Regions from separate parts of the Mus musculus genome. Here region 1 is linked to region 2. The links are chromatin loops, found by intact Hi-C in ENCODE. Cell type or tissue: heart. All regions are shown on one strand. Each heading gives the region's core, and the rest is flanking DNA. Links, peaks and the distances in the headings are about the cores only. Region 1 holds the start of Atp5g3 (ATP synthase, H+ transporting, mitochondrial F0 complex, subunit C3 (subunit 9)). Region 2 holds the start of Chn1 (chimerin 1).

The links. Peaks named below come from ENCODE experiments on the same cell type or tissue, not always from the same donor. Only the 100,000 strongest peaks of a DNase experiment are listed, where the experiment ranks them.
Region 1: a loop joins it to region 2, with 2.8 times the contacts of the local background. A loop is called at or near these places in 1 of 42 quality-filtered maps.

What each region holds. Positions count from the first base shown.
Region 1 is chr2:73,906,151-73,916,425 of GRCm38, reverse strand. Atp5g3 (ATP synthase, H+ transporting, mitochondrial F0 complex, subunit C3 (subunit 9)) reads left to right here and starts at 5,100. Exons shown (of 5, transcript NM_175015.3): 1 at 5,100-5,174; 2 at 5,366-5,471; 3 at 6,485-6,562; 4 at 7,049-7,242; 5 at 7,719-7,979. The coding sequence starts at 5,433. The coding sequence ends at 7,833. In heart, for the core only: a CTCF peak has its summit at 4,992; DNase peaks (open chromatin) are centred at 5,145 and 5,675; H3K4me3 peaks cover 3,083 bases; H3K27ac peaks cover 2,045 bases.
Region 2 is chr2:73,773,656-73,783,930 of GRCm38, reverse strand. Chn1 (chimerin 1) reads left to right here and starts at 8,585. Exons shown (of 13, transcript NM_001113246.2): 1 at 8,585-8,908. The coding sequence starts at 8,890. In heart, for the core only: a CTCF peak has its summit at 4,744 (motif pointing left); a DNase peak (open chromatin) is centred at 8,450; H3K4me3 peaks cover 1,902 bases; H3K27ac peaks cover 1,408 bases.

The sequences.
Region 1 (10,275 bases), core at 762-8,761, 130 kb before region 2:
GAGTAGGGCTACTGCCTAAAGTATATCCAAGTCCATCACTAAGACCTGAAATTTAGTATTTATTTCATCACGCTAACCTTTGTTTCTATTAATGTAAACACAATAGAGAATATAATATGTTATTGATCACTGTGAATTATTGAAAAATTCCTAACACACTGATTTTTACATTTTTAAGCTGTCCATTTTACTATATATCAAATAATACAGACAGATGAAAATAAAAGATAAACAATTTCTGTATTCCTCAACCTTATTGCTCAATAATTTGCTGACTGCTCAAATTAATTAATGGATTAGTAAGCCAAGCATTTTTGTTTTTTAACTGTGGATACAGCAATAAGCACAACAAAATCTCTTGGGGACCCATGCTCTGTGAGAACCAAAAAAGCAAGCAATAAATGAAGATGAAGAAAGAGGATCTGTAGAGAAGAACGGGAGCTCTGAAGTGCCTCCTGCTCTTCCCAGGGCGCCTGTCAGCGGCTCCTGCTCTTCCGAGCGCGCATGTCAGCGGCTTACCGCCACCTGTAACTCCAGCTCCAAGGCATCCAATACCCTACAATGACTTCCACGAGTACCTTCACACACAGCAGAAATTCACCCAGGCATACAGACAGACACATTAATAAAAGTAAAAACAAAAAGAAAGCTCAGTGGCTAAGTTTGTGCATTTGCTGTTCTTACAGAAGACCCACGTTTCATTCCCAGTGCCCACATGATGTCTCATTACCATCCAGTTCCAGGGGGGGTTGATATTCTTTTCTGACCTCCTTTGCCACTAAGTATACACACACACACACACACACACACACACACACACACACACATGCAAAACACTTGTACATAATAAATAAAAATAAGTATTTTTAAATTAAAATAAATACAAAATAAACATGTTTTAAGATGAAAAAAGACAACCAGGCATTGGTGGTAAAAACACTCAGGAAGCAGAAGAAGGCAGACCTCTGAGTTCAAGGCCAACCTGATCTATATAGTGAGTTTCAGGACAGCCAGGGCTACAAAGAGAAACCTTGGGGCTGGAGAGATGGTTCAGCTGTCAAGAGCACCAACTGCTCTTCCGAAGGTCCTGAGTATAAATCCCAGCAACCACATGGTGGCTCACAACCATCCATAACAAGATCTGATGCCCTCTTCTGGAGTGTCTGAAGATAGCTACAGTGTACTTATGCATAATAAATAAATAAATCAAGAGAAAGAGAGAGAGAGAGAGAGAGAGAGAGAGAGAGAGAGAGAGATCCTGTCTTGAAACACTCCTCTCCCAAAACAGAAAGAAAGAAAGAAAGAAAGAAAGAAAGAAAGAAAGAAAGAGAGAGATCCTGTCTTGAAACACTCCTCTCCCAAAACAGAAAGAAAGAGAGAGAGAGAGAGAGAGAGAGAAAGAGAAAGAGAAAGAAAGAAAGAAAGAAAGAAAGAAAGAAAGAAAGAAAGAAAGAAAGAAAGAGAAAGAAAGAAATGTATGTAAGGGATCCAGGAAGTCCTAAGACATAACAATTGACCAAAGACCTGAGTAATACGGAAAGAAGAGCTAAGCAGCTATCAGAAGAAAACTTATTCCAAACAAAAGAAACGGCAACAATAAAGCAGCTCTCTGGAGTGCAGTGTTCTTAGCACTTTTGAAAATCAAGGAAGCCAGTGTGCAAGAACGGACTGAACAGGAGCTGGCTTCTTAGGCCTGTATTAAAACTCCGCATTTATCCTGTGTAGTTGGGACTACCAAGTAGATATAACTAAATTCATTCATTCTGCATATTTTCAATTTCTAGGGATTTTCAAAACATTAACTTTGTAAGTGATTTCTATGGTTCCAAATTCATATCTACAGAGCAGTATTCATAAAGTCTATTTTCTGGAGCTGGGCATGGTGACCAATGACTTTAATCTCAGCATTTAAGAGGCAAAGGCAGGGGCTGGTGAGATGGCTCAGTGGGTATGAGCACCCGACTGCTCTTCCGAAGGTCCGAAGTTCAAATCCCAGCAACCACATGGTGGCTCACAACCATCCGTAACGAGATCTTACTCCCTCTTCTGGAGTGTCTGAAGACAGCTACAGTGTACTTACATATAATAAAAATAAATAAATCTTACCAAAAAAAAAAAAAAAAAGAGGCAAAGGCAGATGAACACCTGTGAGACCAGCTGTGGTCTCCATAGTGAGTTCCAAGATAGCCAGAACTATGTGGAGACCCTGTGCCAACAACAACAATAACCAAGTTTAGTTTCTGTTCTTGTTCCCTCCAACATACTGTCTCCTTTATGAATAACTAGCAGTTCGCAGTAACCCTTGGCTACAGAGCAAGTTTCAGGCCAGATGGGGATACATTAGACCCTGTCAGGAAGAAAGGAAGGAAGGGAGGGAAAGAGGAGAGAGAAGGAGAAGGAGAAAGACAGAGATAGAAAAGGGAAGAGAGAAAGGGAGAGAAGAGAAAAGAAAAGAGAGTAGAGAAAAAGCAGGAGTGAGCGTGCATGGTGGTAAGAATATGGAGGAACTGGAAACCTTGTATTTACTTTAGAAATATACAATGGTATAGCCACTGTGAAAGACAGCATGTCCTTTTAAAATATAATTATTATATGATCCAGTATTTTGTGCTATGTATCCAAAATAATTCAAGGTGGGGACTCAGATGTATTGTTACAACTATGATCATAGTAGCATTATTCACAATAGCCAAAGAGTAGTAGCAGCCCAAGTGTCCTTCACCAGTGAATGGTTAATCCATGTGTGATGCATGCATCTATACATACATACATACATACATACATACATATGGACATTATCCAGCCTTAGAAAAGAAAAATATTCTGACACATGTCTCAACCTGGATAAACAATAAAAACATCTGCTGTGTGAAAGACATCAGTCTTTAACTAGGTGCTGTGACCCAGGACTCTCAAGACTGAAGCAGGAGAATACAAAGTTCCAAGCCAGCATGGACTGTATGACTAGATCCAATCTCAAAATCCAAAACTTGACCTTAAGAAAAGGGCAACTGTCTAGCTGTGGAGGCACAAAACTTTGATCCCCACACCTGGGAGGCAGAGGCGGGAGGATCTCTGTGAGTTTGAGGCCAACCTAGTCTACAAAGTGAGTTCTAGGACAGCCAAGCCTACACACACACACACACACACACAGAGAGAGAGAGAGAGAGAGAGAGAGAGAGAGAGAGAGAGAGAGAGAAATCCTGTCTCAAAAATAACCAAGAAATGGGGCTGGAGGGTTAAGAGCACCACTGTCTGCTCTTCCAGAGGCCCTGAGTTCAACTCCCAGCAACCACATGGTATATCTGAAATCAGCTACAGTGTGTTCATATACATTAAAGAAATAATAAAAAAAGAAAAGCAGGAGTATGCTGTGAGATGCCTCAGTGGGTCAAGGTGCTTGCTTGGCCCTACACCTGTCGACCTGAATTCAATCCCTGGAATCCGCATGGTGAGGACAGAGCCCTGGCTCCCTCAATCTGTTCTCTGACCTTTGCATGCACACTGTGGCATATGCACCTATACACACATCTGTCTGCCCTCACATATGCACAGAATAAATAAATAAATGTAATGAACTAAAAGAAACAGCAGCTAGTTACAATGAGACAAATAATGCAGGACTTAGATGAAGGATCTAGAATAGTCAAGTTCAAAACAAAAACAATGGTGATTTTCTGAGGCTGGAGAAAATGCTATGGTTAAAACAAACAGACTGAGCAAGTTATAATTTTATATCTAAAAACATATCATATATACATACAACTAAATATGTATATAAAACTAAAGAAAAAGAGGCCTCAGATTTGAAAAGTCAAGAAGTGTCTAGGAGGAGGAGGGGGGAGGAAATGGGAGGGAGTGGTGTTTGAATAAAAAATTGGCCCCCACGGGTCCATAGGGAATGGCACCGTTAGGAGGTGTGGCCTTGTTGGAGGAAGTGTGTAACTGGGGGGGGGGGGGGTGCAGGCTTTGAGGTTTCAGAAGCATAAGGCAAGCATAATGGCTAACAGTGGTCTCTTCTGGCTGCCTGCCTTCTTCCTTCAGCTATTCTCAGCTCTGTCTCCAGCACCGTGTCTGCCTGAACACTGCCATGCTTCCTGCCATGCTGAAAATGGACTAAACCTCTGAAACTGTAAGCCAGCCCCAATTAAATGTTTGTTTGTTTGTTTCTAAGAGTTGCGGTAGTCGTGGTGTCTCTTCACAGCATTAAAACCCTAAAACAGGGGAGAACCTATGAGATTATATTATCTCAAAAAAACTATTTTAAAAAAATCAATAAGAAGACCAGACGTTGAACTACAGCCATTTATCTGAGACATTTCTGCATCCATCTGGTTTGTTCAAAGTTATCAGAACTGGGTGCTGAATAGATTTTGAAAACTATTCAGGCACTTTTTTAGTCCGAAATGATGATACATTATTATCTCTTAATTCTCCCAGTTATAATGGTGGAAGGCAGCAGAACACAGTGGTACATGGCTTTAATGTCAGCACTTGGAAAACAGAGGCAGGAGGATTTCTGTGAGTTGAAGGCTAGCCTAGTCTACAGAGTTGCAAAGCTCTTGAACCGTCATTTGTTCTTCCCAGGACTTCTAGGTAGGTCTTCTGAGAAAAGATTTGTCGTCTTAAACAAAAGCAAACAAACAAACAAACAAAAAACCCTGTTTTAGAGTCTTACAAAGAAATAATCCCGCTGGAGTTGGTTATGAAGAAGCTAACTACTTGGAAGGGTGAAAGTGGACGATCAAGGTTCTCCCTAACTTACATACTGAGCTCAAGGCCTGCCTGAGCAACTCACCCTGTTTGAAATAAAAGCCAAATCAGGGTCGGCTTGTAGCTCCCTGGGAGAACCCCTGCCTGGCACGTGCAAGGAGCGAGGCTCAGTCTGCGATAGCGACAACAACTAAAAATTATCTGCACCGTTAGTAACACTAACAAAGCCAAGAGTCGTCTTCAGTGTGCTTTTCATTTCACTGGCCGCCAGCCGGTCACGGAGGGGGCCTGTCATTGTCCTCCTCTGAGAGTTACCAATAAAGTTGTTACAAAGTGACCTTGAGCGTCTTCCCCCGCCTTCTCCATCCGGGTGCTGCGGCGCGGATAAGAGCCGCACCGCGCTTGCGCGCCCAGCCCCACTGCTTCGACCTCTGCCGCCGCCACTGCCGCCGCCTCGGGAGGTAAGCGAAGGTAAACGGAGGGCGCGGGGCCCGGGCCGGGGCGGAGCGGGTCTCCCGGCCCTGTCCACCGGGCTTGCGCTTCCCGGGCACGCGGCCACGCTGACCGCCTGCGCGGGGCCCCTCGGGGCCGGGGTGGCAAGGACAGGCCCCTGGGGGGGACACTTGACCTTAAGCCTCTTTTCGCTCCGCAGAGAGGAAGCGGGAGAGGAGCCCACGTCGCCTGTCACCTAGATCCACGCCGCGCCGCCAGGAAGAAAGATGTTCGCCTGCGCCAAGCTCGCCCGCACCCCCGCTCTGGTGCGTAACCCGGGCCTCGGCCCAGCATTCACGCCGAGGGACCGGCTCTCCTTCACCCTTGCCCCGATGTCCTCTCCTCCCTCCCTCCCTCCCAACCCTGGGGCCCGCAGACAGTTCCCGGCCATGTGTCCCCCCCGAGGCCTAGCTGACAGGCCTTCTGGGCGTAGGTCACAGCCTCCTTGCTCGTGGAGCGCGCCCCTCCCCCACCGCCCGGTCCCTATGGAGTTGGGGTCGACGCGAAGGTCGGGGTGCTGAGAAGTCAGGAAGGGGCAGCTGAGGCCTAGTTGCCTGCACAGCGTTTCCCGTGCGCGTCTGTAGGTCAAACTCGCCGCTGCAGAGGGAGGGACTTTGCTTCCTTGTGTGGGCGGAGAAAGGTGTTGGGGAGCCCCGAAGCTTGCTTTTTTGGAGGCTTTAAGTGAAGTCTGAATCTAAAAGATTTGTGCTAGAGAATCGGGTCCTGGTTCTGGAGGGATTTTCTGTGACCTTAGTGTCCGTGGACACTCAAGGGCAGAGAAGCCAGACTGCCAGATGTCCTTATAGTGAGAGTATTGCAACGGCTGTTAAGCTGACATCAAAATGCTTAACTCTATAGTAAATTTAGAATTAGTGGGTATTTAGGAATCCTTTGAAAATTGTAGGAGCTTCATTAGCTGCTGGACTGTTGTAAATGATCAAAATCATAGCGACACCCTTATGAGCCCACATAACTTACTTGAATTTACAGCACTACAGTTACTGAAACTTCCACAACACTCAGTCACTTGGTAACTAATTGGTCTTAGGATTTTTGTTTACAGATAGATTAAATAGAACATTCCATGGTTCATTAGCATAAAATTTTAGGTTGGCTTTGTGTATGCACAATGACCAAAGGCCATGCTAATTGCAGAGATAATAAATCTGTTCGTTCTCTTCTGCTTTCTCCTTTAGAGTTTAAAGTTGCACAAGAGGTCACTGAAGACTAATGTGTACTCTTTAGTACTTGAAATTCTTTCTTTTCCTTCCATTAATAGATCCGAGCTGGATCCAGAGTTGCATATAGACCAATTTCTGCATCAGTGTTATCTCGGCCAGAGACTAGGACTGGAGAGGTGAGTATTAATAACAGAAATTAGGAAACACTGTCAATAAGTCTTACAGAGTTGTTATCATGAAGGGGTGTATTAATGGGTGGTTTCTTTCCAGTTTTATTAAATAATACATAGAAGGTGAGCCACTGAGAGGAACTTTTGGCCAGCACAACCTTCTGAATTAGCAAATAAATATTTTAGGCTGTATTTATAGTTTTGAGTTATCTGTGTTTAAAATAGCCACGGTTATCCAAAAAAGCCTGCTTTGTTGAAAAGCATATTCATTATTCTGTTTTATACTTTTAAAAATCCTAAGAGGTATAGGTCTTGTTAACTATCTTATACGAGATAAGAATTATATCAAGCTCTTGGTTTTCTTTTTCCTTGAGCCATACAATTATTTATTCATACCAAGCTATAGTATAAAGAAGTTACTGGTTTTGGCACTATAGTAGTTAAAATCAATGTGATTACTGAATTGACCTTTGCCTTATTTCCTCTTCCCAGGGCTCTACAGTTTTTAATGGGGCCCAGAATGGTGTGTGTCAGCTGATCCGAAGGGAGTTTCAGACCAGTGTAATCAGCAGAGACATTGATACTGCTGCCAAATTCATTGGTGCAGGTGCTGCAACAGTAGGAGTTGCTGGTTCTGGTGCTGGTATTGGAACAGTCTTTGGCAGTCTTATCATTGGTTATGCCAGGTAATCATGTCTGTCAGAGTAAGGTGAAGACTCAGTGGGAAAGTAGACGTGGAAAGAGGGAAATGATGAAATAATGGTAGCCCTTTTGAATGAAGTGTCTGCTGTGTCTTGCATTATATTCTGAGCTGTGTGTGCACTGGTCACTTAAATAAGTGAGGATAGAGCTAGGGGCTAGGGAACACGCCTATAACTCCAACCAGTCAGGAGAGTCAAGGAGATCACAAATGTCAGGACCCCTCAAGGTGGTGTAAACTGAGGATTTATATTTGCATACGAAGATAGCTCCCTGACTTTATGCCACATGATTAGGAGTGGGTAAAATACTCTGAGAGACAAAAGCAAAGTGGTATAGGAGATAGCACCCCCATGAGACTTGCAAAGATCCCCATACTAGATATCTGACTCTACCATTTACCCAATGTGCTGACATCAACGTTGCTTCACAGTAACAGTCATCTGTGTTGTGTCTCTTTTAGAAACCCTTCACTGAAGCAGCAGCTGTTCTCATATGCTATCCTGGGATTTGCCTTGTCTGAAGCTATGGGTCTCTTTTGTTTGATGGTTGCGTTCTTGATCTTGTTTGCCATGTAACAGAAATTACTGCCTGAAATGTTGGCATTCATAGTAATTACGGATGTAATTCTGTGTATCTTGCTGTGACTCCGAAGACTGTAGTACTGGTGTCATGGAAATATATGTTATTTCCACAGTCATTTCATTAAAGATGAAAACTTTAATTCTTGCTGTGATTTGTACTTATATAAGTGTGGATCATCATAAAGATGATCTGTTGAGGTAGGTGGTTGTCCAAGTCAGAGGAAGGTACAGCAGTTACCCTGGTTTTGAAAAAGTGATGAATATGAAACATTGAAAAACACTTAGTGAAGTAGACCAAGCAAAAGACCCATAGTGTGATTTTGTTTGTATAAAATAGGTAACTTTGTAGAGACTAGGCCAATTAGAAGTTATTGGGAACTCTAGGAGCATGGAACTGTGGGTGACTGACTGTTAGTTGTGGAGTTTCATTTTGGGTGATTGGTGCTTGAACAAGGTTATAAATGCACAAAACCATCTCATTACATGGTTACCATAAACCAGGCATGGTGGCGCACGCCTTTAATCCCAGCACTTGGGAAGCAGAGGCAGGCGGATTTCTGAGTTCGAGGCCAGCCTGGTCTACAAAGTCTACACAGTGAGTTCCAGGACAGCCAGGGCTACATAGAGAAACCCTGTCTCGAAAACCAAAAATAAGAAAAAAAAGAAAGAAAACCAGTAGGTGAGTTTCCTACTGTTATGAGTAAGCATACAGAGATGTTTGGAAGGGCTGGGAGTCATTTTCCAGGGAAGAGATCACTTGAGAACACTGCTTGTCTCCACCTTATGCTAAACCTTGAGTAGCAAGAGGACCACCTAGTGAGTGGCTCAACTGCAGACTTAAAAACAGAAGAGCACTGGCACATGAAACATTGCCAGGAAACAGTGTGAGCTACAGGTGAAAGGTAGGCTGGCACACAAATGCACAAATTAGCAGATAAATGAGTTTTATCATGTGATCACAGACAGCGGGGCATGGTGGCCCACGCCTTTAATCCCAGCACTTGGGAGGCAGAGGCAAGCGGATTTCTGAGCTCGAGGCCAGCCTGGTCTACAAAGTGAGTTCTAGGACAGCTAGGGCTAGAGAAACCCTGTCTCGAAAAAACAAAAACAAAACCCCTTGGAGCTATGTTTAGAATTATTTAAGGAGACCAAGGTGGTCTGGTGCTTGTGCGTGTCTTTAGTCTGGGAGGGAGAGGCCTCTGGATCTCTGAGTTGAAGGCCAGCTTAGTTTAGAGTTCCAGAATGGTCAGAAAAAGACCAGTGTGGAATGGCTTGAAGTCAGCAGTACCAGTGGCTACCACAGCAGATCTTCTAGTGATAAATAGGATGTTGTGTGGCAAGAAATTTCCTGGGGAAATGGCAGGTAAGGGACCCATGGCAAAACAAGTATGGATACTACCAAACCCTAAGTTGAACCAATGAGTTTTATTGGGATTATTTACACGTATATGAGTGAGGGGTTACTGTAGCAGAGATGTCTCAAAGGCAGCCGCATCACCAAAGCCCACTCTGGCACCCATGACAGCTCACAAATCTAGAAACCTAGAGCACACTGCAGCTTGTGAGTTTACCTTCATGCTTAAGAAACTTCCCTACAGGATGGAATGTTGCAGTCCCCAAGGAAACTGTTAGACACAGAGGCCTTAGTCTAGGATGGTGGCCACGATAATTATAAAGGAACTTCACAGGACTGGAGAGATGGCTTTGTGGATGAGAGCACTTACTACTGTTGCAGAGGACTGGAGCACTATTCCCAGCCTCAGTTGGGTGCTCACAACCATCTGTAGCTCTAGCTCCAGGAGATTTGAGTCCTCTTCTGACTTTTGCCCACACCAGGCACACATGTGGTGCACATATACACACAGGCAAAAGTACATACACATAAGATTAATTTTTTTTTTCACTTGGGTGACTTTATTTATTATATGTAAGTACACTGTAGCTGTCCTCACACACTCCAGAAGAGGGAATCAGATTTCATTACTGATGGTTGTGAGCCACCATGTGGTTGCTGGGATTTGAACTCAGGACCTTCAGAAGAGCAGTCAGTGCTCTTAACCTCTGAGCCATCTCTCCAGCCCAGCCATCTCTCCAGCCCTAATTTTTTTTAATTTTAAAAATAATTCTTAAAAAGAAAATTTCAGGGCTGGAGAGATGACTCAGCGGTTAAGAGCACTGACTGCTCTTCTGAAGGACCTGAGTTCAATTCCCAGCAACCACATGGTGGCTCCCAACCATCCATAATGGGGTCTGGTGCCCTCTTCTGGTGTGTCTGAAGAGAGCAATGGTGGTGTACTCATGCATAAAATAAATGAATAAATCTTAAAAAGGAAAAGAAAGGAAGAAAGAAAAAAAAAAAAAAAAGAAAGGAAGGAAGGAAGAAAGAAAGAGAGAAAAGAAAGGAATCTCTAAAAGTATTGGGACCTGCCTAGATCT
Region 2 (10,275 bases), core at 944-8,943:
GGCCTGTGAATTAATTATAACTATGTTTTATTGTGGTTGTGGTTGTGAGACTTTGTTTCACAATGTAGACCAGACTGTCCTTGAACTCAGAGATCTGCCAAAAGATCACAGTCTCCCAAGTGCTAAGATGTAAGGTATGAGCCAGCAGGTCCTGAAAGTAGCGTTTTAAAAAGAAAATGTAGGTATTATTTCTGGCCTTCATTTAAAAAAAAAATTGACTTGACTTTGCAAAGCTTGGTCCACTGACCTGCAAATGAACTAAACAGGAAAGCAAATACCCCGCAGGCATAGCTAACCTTCTGCATTCTGGCTCACCTCAGCTTTTTAGCATGCAACCATGCAGCATTTACCACAACTGTTGGCTGGAGCAAACCACTGAGCAGAGGTTAGCCATATCCTAGCATCCTCCTGCTATGAGATCTAGTCCACTCACAGCCAGCTTCAATCAGTGTTAATGTCCATATATATGTTAGTTAATGTATTTACCAGTTCATCCGATTGCTACTTGCTGAGAATCTATTAGCTGGGGAATATAAAGCAAACCTCAATAGTAAGAAGAGCTTGGTCTTAAGGGCCCAGGATGGGACAGGCAAAAGGAGGAAGAGAAAGAATAAAAAACATATTTGCATAAATACTTAAATAATTATGACACATAGAATGTAAACTGCATTAAGTCCCATATTTAAAGAGTTCTCTGTGAGCCCAGATAAATGAGAAGTACTTTGGGGTGAGGTAGCTTCCTGGTGAATCTGAATTTACATGGATGCTTTGAGGGCTTAGTTGGACAGTGTCTGTCTGTCTGTCACCTATCTTGTTGGCTGGATAGTGTCGGTCTGTCTATCTGACATCTAACTTGTTTGCTTGCCTTATTTTAAACAAGCATCTAATTCTCTGCATTCCTTAAACTGCCGCAGGATGCTCAGATGTGAAAGCGGTTGAGAGCTCGCAGAACCGATGGGAAGTTTTTTTTAATTACACAAACTCTAAGTCTCAGTGCAAGAGAGAAAGAAGGAGCTGGGTTAAAGCCCTGAAGTGTCTCGGTGATTGGGACTAAGGGATGCCTGCTCACTGTGTGACAAGTGACGCCAGCGCTTCCCTACAGGGTTTGACTGTACAAAGAGATAAGCTTGAAGGAATGAATTAGTCATTCCATTAGGCAATGGAGTCAATGGAATCAAAATATGTCCCATCGTAGTTGGTTTTTTAAAAAGGCTTTTTACACAGAAGGAACCTTGGCTTGAGTGCAGGGGAAAATGTGACATAATGCACCGAGGACAGAAAAGGGTGGTAGACAGAAAGTCTGCCTGTGAAGTCCGGGCAGGCGTGAAAAGCTCACTCTGCACGGTTTCCTCTTTTGGTTGGGAAGAGCACATTATGTCATCCTGTCGATGGAGGTCATCTTTCTACAACTTGCATTGTTCTTCAGAAGAAACACAGGAAGACATTCCCTGTGACATATGGCTTTCCTTCACAGCTCAAACCTTATCAAACCCTTAAATAAAGCCTGGCAATTAGGCTGCACCAAGATCAGAAAGGAAGGGAATCAGCCAGCTCTCTCCTGACTAGGAACAATGGATAGGAAATTGCTCTACCCTAGGGTATTCTTGCTTCTTCTTGGTAACACCAATTCTACCCAGTCGTTCATCTGCTGAAGGACTTACTAGCTTAATTTCTAATTGTCTCGGGGGTGCTGATAGACTAATGATGGACAGGCTCAGGAGGACCCCTTTTTATTCTTCCTTTCCCTCTCTGTACAGCTGAGTCAGCCGTTTCCCATCAGTCACCATTTTCCAGAGAGTTCTGAAGACAAGAATTTCAGGTTGGCCAGCCCGTAGAAATGATTTATTTCATGGGGTTGGAGCTCAACCCCAGGGCCCCATGCATAGAAAAACACTAGCCCCAACCCTTACATTTTTCTCTTTACAGATTTTTGGATTTTTTTTTTTTTCAATCTGGACCATCTTTCTTACCATTTCACTTTCTAATTAAAAAAAAAAAAGATGTCACAGTGTTTGAGTGGTACACAACAGATTAGTGAGGCTAGAGCTAGAGCCAAGAGTCAGAGAACAAGAGGGAGAGTTTTGCTTGTGGGGTCATTTCCTAGGTCCCAGGGGTAGTTAAGAGCAATCGCTGAAGGTGAAGGACAGCAAACAGCATACAGAGAGCAAGCTGAGTAATAACCAGGAAGACAGGGATGGGGAGTGCGGCAGGAAAAGCTAAAGGGGCTGGGGTGGGTGGGTGGGATTTGTGGGGTTAAATGTGCTTTGCTGTAGGTCAACTGTGGGTTATGGCAGAGAGAGAGAGAGGGAGAGGGAGAGGGAGAGGGAGAGAGACACACAGACACACACAGAGAAACAGAGACAAGGAGTTTTATACTGCTCATGTATTCATGTGTGGTATCTTTAGAAAATGAAATACCGATAAACCCTGTTATTGATTGTTTCTAAGACAGGCTCTCATTGTATAGAGTAGGCTGGCCTTGCCTCTGCCTCCCAAGTGCTGGGTTTAAAGGTGTGTACCATCATACCTGGGAAAGTCTATAATTTTTACAAAATACTTATGCTAGGTGCAACTTTCTGCAGAGATGGGCTATTGGAGGACCCAGCATCTATTTACTTTATGGTGAATGACGTAGTTACAAGCCAATGATTGGCATAATGTACACTTGCCCATCTAATGAAAAGGATCTGACAGTCTGATTGGCACTGTGTAGTAGACAAACACACTTGTCAAATAACTAAGCTCAACTGTGATTTCTAGTAAGCTTGTTATTTGTGGCACCATCTTTATGTGTTTAGATGGGAAGCAAATACTGTGAGATAGAAAAGGCCTCATTCACTGAGATGACAATGCTTTGAGAAGAAGGGACCTGGCATAAGATTCAGGTCCTTTACTTCAGGGGAAAACTGGCTTTTATTGAATACCGAGGAAGATACTCCACACTGAGAGAAGATGAAATCATTTGTTTAATGTCCATTCTGGCTTTGTTTAATCCTAAGAATAACCTAGAAGGTGTGAACATGGTCTGCCCACCCCCTGCTCTCTTCTCGACTGTGTCCTGGCTCATCTCAACCATGCTGCCTTAGCACAACCAGTGGCTGGCACTGGTTCACTTTCTGCCTCTGTGGGGATTCATGCATTGGCGCATCACCCAACTTGGCTCATCAGCAGGGAGATTCAGCGACATACAAACACAAATGGGGCAGTGAGAACAGTTTCAAGGCAGAATTGTATATAATAGATTCAAATTCCAAGTTGTCTTAAATGTTTGTAGAAAGTAGGCAGAGTTCATAAAGCAATGTTAAGATCCATCAGCTCGGCAGCCCCGCCTGCATCCCGCACCTTCCCTATGTCCCCATTCCTCAAAGAGTTCCTGGGCACAGCCGGGTCCTGCCTGCTTTGCTCAGGATTTCCTCATATTCCTCAACCTAATCTCTGTGTATCCAGTGCTGACTGTTTGCGTAATTCATCATCTCTCAAGGCAAGCTTGAGTCCTCAAGACACCTTAGCAGATCTGAAGAGATAATCTTGGGTTCTTAGGCCAGAATTTTGCATGAGGTCTTGTATATCAACGGTACGTTTGCTGAACGGATGAGAGACGGATGCGTGAATTTAAATCTGCTCATTGTCACAAATGTCTGGGAAAGTCCTAGACGACTGGATACAAAAGAGCGTTGTGAAAACTCTATCATAGGAACAGACTCTGATTTTAATCATGGAAACTCACTATATCCCTTTCAGCTTTCTACTAACGAGAAATTTAATTTTTACCCAGGGACCATAGGCATCGTGCTGATTAAATTCCCAATGTAATCACCCTGAATAAGTCACCCTCACTGTGGACACCCACATTCGTCAGAAAAACCACGGCCATGTTAGGGAGATTTGATTTGTAGCCAAATCCGATTATATACTCTCGAGCAAACCTGGCAGAAATCCAACTGCCCCAGTTAAATAGACATTTAGCCACACTGTGCATTAGATATGCCTGGTAACCTCAGAAAAATACAGTTGAATAGCAATGCTGGCTTAACATACTATAATATGATTGTAGGATAGAACAAAAACCTACTGGCAGCCAAATCATTGCGCTTTTATCTAACATGTATTTGAAAATATACTTGATGCTGAGTCTATAAAAAAAAATCCCAGGAGATCTGTTATACTATTTACCAGAAAATAAGCATTATTTTAAAAACATTTATTCAAAGCAAAATTAAAAGTAGACCTTCCCCTCCCCCTTCTTGTTCCTTCTCCCAATCCTCTGTCCACTGGTGATTTTGATACAAACTATCACACTTTTTAGAAGCACCTGTGCCTCTTAGACCATTCTAACCTTGGTGGTTTAGTAATCCCCAGGTTCTATCACCCAGGGACCTGAGATCCCCTCTTCTTGCTGAGTAAGAAGAAACTCATTATCCCGGGTTATTCTCATTTCGAATTTAATGCCCCTTCTTGTTGCTTCCCCTCCTTCCCAATCACAGAGCTGCCCAAGTGCTGGTTGGTTTGCCTAACTTGGAAGGCCTTAGTCTCTCCTCAGTGGCACGCCACAAGAAGCCAGATGGCCTTTTAGCATAATTTTGATGAGAGTAAGCATTGTGTAGCAAAATCTTGGCTTCAATTCTTATGGTTTCTTATATACTTTTCTTGGATGGAATTTCAGACCATTTCTAAGGCACAATATTACTCCAGTGGATATAATATAGGCACCCTCTGGTGGTCAATAGAACACAATCAATTCTTCTGAACACTAATTTAAATTATTTAAGTGTAATGGCCAATTTTATAGTTTGTGATGCACACTCTCTCTCTAGTTCTAGATTTCCATCTGAATTCCTATGTTCAAGGCACGTGTGTCTAAGTTACTTTTGCATGCATAAAGCTTTGTCCTTTTAAAATGATACTTCAAAGTCACCAAATGCCACGAATATCATGTAGTGTTTATTCAGAAAACCTGAGAAGGAACCAATAGCAAACGAAACTCACCTCAAACTAATTCACACAGTGGAAACAAAGCTGCCAGTTGCTAACATGAACACAGGACGGAGCTGCTACATATGGTCAGGCTGTGTTAACATTTAAGAAATAATTCCAACCTTTGTAATTGCTATGCTGAGGTATAGAAAATGCTTCTATCAAATTAGCAGAAACAAACTGCGCAACCTTTTCCCTTTAACAACAAGCTTCTGCACTATTTTGGGAACTGTGCTAATATGGCTGGTATTCCAGTGTTTAAAGCTGTGTTGACAAGATAAAGCACTATAATTTTAACTTGTTATTGTGAGACAGACGCTGCCTCATTAATTTCTGCTTCATTCAAAACTGAAGAACAAATCAATGTTTACCAACGGGAATGAAGCTAAATGAGTAAAAAAAAAAAAAAAAAAAAAAAGAAAGAAAGAAAACCTAAAACCCTCCAGTAAGCCATTAGTTCACGATGCAAAAACGCTTTTAAAGGATTGTCTAAGTTCTGTTTACTCAACAGAATTTGGATAGAAGTGAGAAACTATTTTAGTAAATTTAAAATAGATTTCTCAGCATACATTCAATTTTAATACTGCTGAGACTGGAAAAGATTCCTTTATGTTGTAAATGTAGCACTGTTGTGTAATCCATTACTAGTGAGAGAAGAGAGTTGGTGCTCTAAGAAGTGTGACTTCTTGGTTACATTGAGCATTTAGGAACTTTACATGAACACTGCTTTAAATATGTTAAAGATTCAATCATCTTCCAGTTTATCCACAATCCACTTAAAGACTGTTAAAGATCCCTGTGGCAGACACAACCAAGAAGGATGTCAGACTTGATCAACTCCCATGGTTTCATCCTCTCATTTTATGAATGAGGGAGGTAAGGACAGAGAGAGCCAAAGCCTTGTTTAAAACTGAACAGCCATTTAGTAGCCGCACTACAAACAGACTGGCTCTTCTACTTTCCTGCTAAGTCACAATTAAATTTTTGAACGAAGCGTGTGTGTTTTGAAAAGTAAATTCGTTTTTTGCCTTGTTTATAAATGACCAAAGTCACCACCCATAATAATCACTTCTGGGTAGTTAACACTCTCCTCACATTGAATGTGAAGTAGGAGGCTACTGCTTTATTTCCAACTAAGCAAGCAAAGAGGCACACTATTTCTTAATGGCTAGGGTGACATTATAAGCACCAATACTACTTATAAGAGGGAACACTTTGAGTGTGGAAAGCATTTTGTTTGCTAGAGAAGTCAGTGGGAAAACGTCCCTTGCAAGAGCTAGATGCTCTGAGAAGATGCCAACACTCACTTTAATCATTATTTCCAATAGTTTCTTAAAAACAGCTGTCTCTATTGAGTGTGGCTTTATCAAGGTATTGTATAGACAAGAGGAAGGCAATGGGAAGGTCTCCTCTAAAGTCTAAGCTGGGTCCATTACTGGACTTAGCTCTGTTTGGTTGCTGTTAGTAAAAAGTGAAATGTTGGTCTGGTAACTAGAGCTTGGCTGCACAGTGGGTGAATCACAGCAGAGGGGTACTAAGTGCCCTCTTACTGATCCTCAGAGTAACTCCTCAACAGGCAGAGAAAACTCCAGCAAACTGAACTCTCACATCCAAAGGCTTGGTGCTCTGGTAACTCTCATTAAATTGAACTAAGAAAATAAACACTTTTCGGTTCTTAACCTCCATGGACATACAGTCCCGAAGAGAGCTGCTTGTGAATAAAGACTCAGGGCAAGTTGTAATCTCCTGAACTTGAAGTCGACCCACAAATGTAAAACCGCTGAGGACAAAGAATCCACCTTGCTTCTTTGCTTCTAATGGTAAACAGATTTTCCTTTTTAAATTCAAACCAAACATGCTCTAAAGGCTTGGGGGATGGGTGGTGAAGGAGGTTGTCTGGGAGAACTGCAGAAGACTCAGCTTTTCCTCTTGGTTGCCACTAAATAAGCACACATTGGTGGTGGTGGTGGTGGTGGTGGTGGTGGTGGTGGGGATCCTTAAATTGTTCTTTTTTTTCTTTAAATCTGTTCAAATTTCAATGAAAGATTTTAAAAAAGTTTTTGTTTTTAGATGTGAAAAAAATTTTTTTGGTGTGCTTATGTGTACTTTTCTAGGAAGAAGGGAAGTATTTCTTCTAGATACTCCTGGTTGAGACAATGGGCTCTCTAGATACTGATTTATCTGGTTGCAGATTGGATCAGCAGAGATACTATCATGGCTGTAAAATCTGTCCAACAAAGCCTTCTTGAATTTTCATTTATCTTGATGAACTGTAATTTTTTTTTCTCAAGAAAAAAAGGGAGGAGTGCATAAAATCAAAAGGAGATTATTGAAAATAATGTTGTAAAATGTTGGTGATTCCAAGAAATATTTTTATACCAGTAGCTAATGAAAATCTATTTAATGTAAGATCAGGTGCCTAGACGTTTGTTCACTCAGGCTGATTATTTTAATATTTCTTTCTTTTTTGAGTTAACTGGCTTGAAACAAAAGGCTTGGCTCCTCCTTTCTACCGGCTTTTCTTCTTTTCTGATGCTTGAGTGTGCTGTGAAATGATGATTGATTAGCTGCACTCTGTTTGAGGTAGTAATTAGCGTTTTATAAAGATTTGATTCCTGAGATATATTAAATAACACAATAACTAGTTGAAATTTAGAGAAAAGAGGAAAAATGACACCAGGGAACGCGAGGAGCCTGCAAAACAAGAAGTGCACGCAGGAGAAAATGAGGACTGAAGATTAAACAAACACGATTACACACCCAAACACTAACAAACCCTAGACAGAGAAAGTAGGAGGGAAAAGGACTATTTTTATACAGAACAAAGGTAGCAACGAGAAATAAAGTGAAAAACATCACAGTTGAGCCTTTAAAAAACAAACAAACAAAAATCCAAACCCTCAAGCGTTGGATGCCCTCTCGCTAATTAAGGCGACGACAAGGCGAGTAGAAAACACCAGAGCTAGAGACAGTGCCTGTGATTGTCAGATAAAACCCAAAAGCTCCGGGGAATCTTTTGTGGCAGAGACTCGCCAGGCAGCGAGGAACGCTGATGTTTCCCTTAGACAACATCCACAAGGTATAACGTAAAAAAAAAAAAAAAAAAAAAAAAAAAGACACAGTGGCTTTAAGCACCTGCCTTCTAACAGTTATTTTAGATAATTCCCGATGCATTTCAATTACCCGATTCCGGGTATACAGATCGGAAACAAGAGGGGCTCCACCAACCCAAGGGAATGTTAGCAGCATTCACAGGCAGGGACCGCTCGCCGGTTAACCCTGAGGGCGCCGGCAGGAGCTCTATCCTCAGACGAACCCTGGTCCTCAGGAGACCCCGCCTGCCCGCGAGCCCGAGCATCCTCCGCTCTGCTCTCTCATCCCATCCCATTCAAGAAAAATCCCGGGATTTCAGGAGCTGCACCCGCTTAGCCCGGGGCGGCTGTTGCCGTCGCCCCGGGGGTGCGCCTGTTGGGCTTGGGGTGGGGGGCGCAGCCTCACTCTAGGCGCGGCGGATGGGGCGCGTCCCCGTGGGCCGTGCGCGCGCCCGTTGCCATGGTAACGCGCGCTCGGCCGCCCGAGGGGCTGGCGGGAATGCGGCGCGCTCTGGCAAGATGGCGTCGGCGAGGTCGCGGGGTGCGCGGTGAGCGCCGGCCGCCGTCGCTCCGCCCGGCCGGTCGCGCCTCAGGTCCGCCCGCCCGCGCGCGCCCCGCGGGCCCATGGCGGCGACAGGTGCGGGCGCGCGGCGGCTTGCCGGGCTGCCGCGGGCCGGGCGCGCCCCTCGCTAACGCGCGCGTAACTTTTCCTCGCTGCGGCCCCCCGCGGCCTCCGCGCCACGCCCCCCGGGCCGCCGCCCCGCCGAGGTGCCGTCTGCCGGCCGCCGCGGGAGCGAGGAGCGCTGGGCGGCGCGGCTCCACCATGGCTCTGACCCTGTTCGGTGAGTGCCGTCCCCGGCTCCCCGCCGCGGGTGGGCCGCGCCCCGGAGTCGCGTGCGGGCTTGGGGGGGCGCGGGGCGGGCGGGCCGCCTTGTCGGGGCTCCTGGAGCGCGGCCCCGCGCGCCGCTCCCATTGTCTCCTCTCAGGCAGGGCAATGGGCGTGAGCTCCCGGGCCAGTCCTGGGGTCGGGGTGAACACACCGTGCCTCTCTCACATACCAACTTGAGAGGGAAGTTGGCTAGTTGTTTGCAAACCAATTTTCCCTAAGTCGGTAAATAAAGATCCTGGAAAGTTTATTATTATTATTGTTATTATTATTTTGAATAAGATGCGAGAGCATCCCTAGCTTCTCTAGAATTGCCCCGTCCGTGTGTTGCTTCCTGTTGGATTGTTGGGCATTTTGGGGGGACTTGGTACATTGCATTGGAAACAAGAATAATATGTGAACCTAATTTGTTATTGGTTAAAATGTGTGCTCTGAGGAAAGAGGGCAGAAGAAAGTTGGTTACTGTAAGGTAACTGTATTGTTTGGGAAGTGATATTTTGTGGATGTAGTTACTTAACACTATTGTTTCAATGGCTAAGACAGTTTGCAATGACAGTGGGTTGGGGGAAAAGCACTGAAAAGGGACATTTCTTTTTCTTTTACAAAAAACAGACCTTGGTACATCATTTCAAGAGAACTCAGTATGTCAAAACTTAGATTTGCAAAGAATTCAGTTTTTCAAAGTAGGAAGGTGCAATGATGTATTAGGAATAACCTATTATTAATATCCAAGCACATTTCTCACAAGTTATTCGGCATATCCAGTTTCCAGTTAAGTTTTAATTATGTCATCTGACCAGGCACAGTTATGTTGTCACATACCATAAATGCTTTTTGTTGTAAATACCTCCAAGTGAATTCAGCTGCTGGCATCAGTTACTTCTGTTTCTTCTTTCTCTGGAAAATAATATCTTTACTTTACCTTGTATTTAATCTGCATTATTTAATGGAAATGGGGACTTTTTTGTACAAAGGTTACAAATGCTATAAGACTGTACCCTTAGCTTATATTTTCTTTAGAAGCAATGGCTGTGGCTGGTTAGCAACTGTTGCAGCGAATGCACAGCAGTAAGATTTCCAGAGGAAATCTTCAGACTGTATTGGAACAATTGATCTGTCCGGGTTTCTAATGACATATTCTGCATTTTTTAAGGGTTTCAAAGTAAATTGTACTCATCTAGTATTTTCTAGAACACTGACATTCCTGATAAGCAAGGCAGTTAAACTGGGGACACAATACACTTTTTAAAAGATTTTTAGCTTGTAAGCCTTTACCTAGGTGGAAATAAGTAAAAGAAGGGCATGAAATTGTTACCTGTGTGG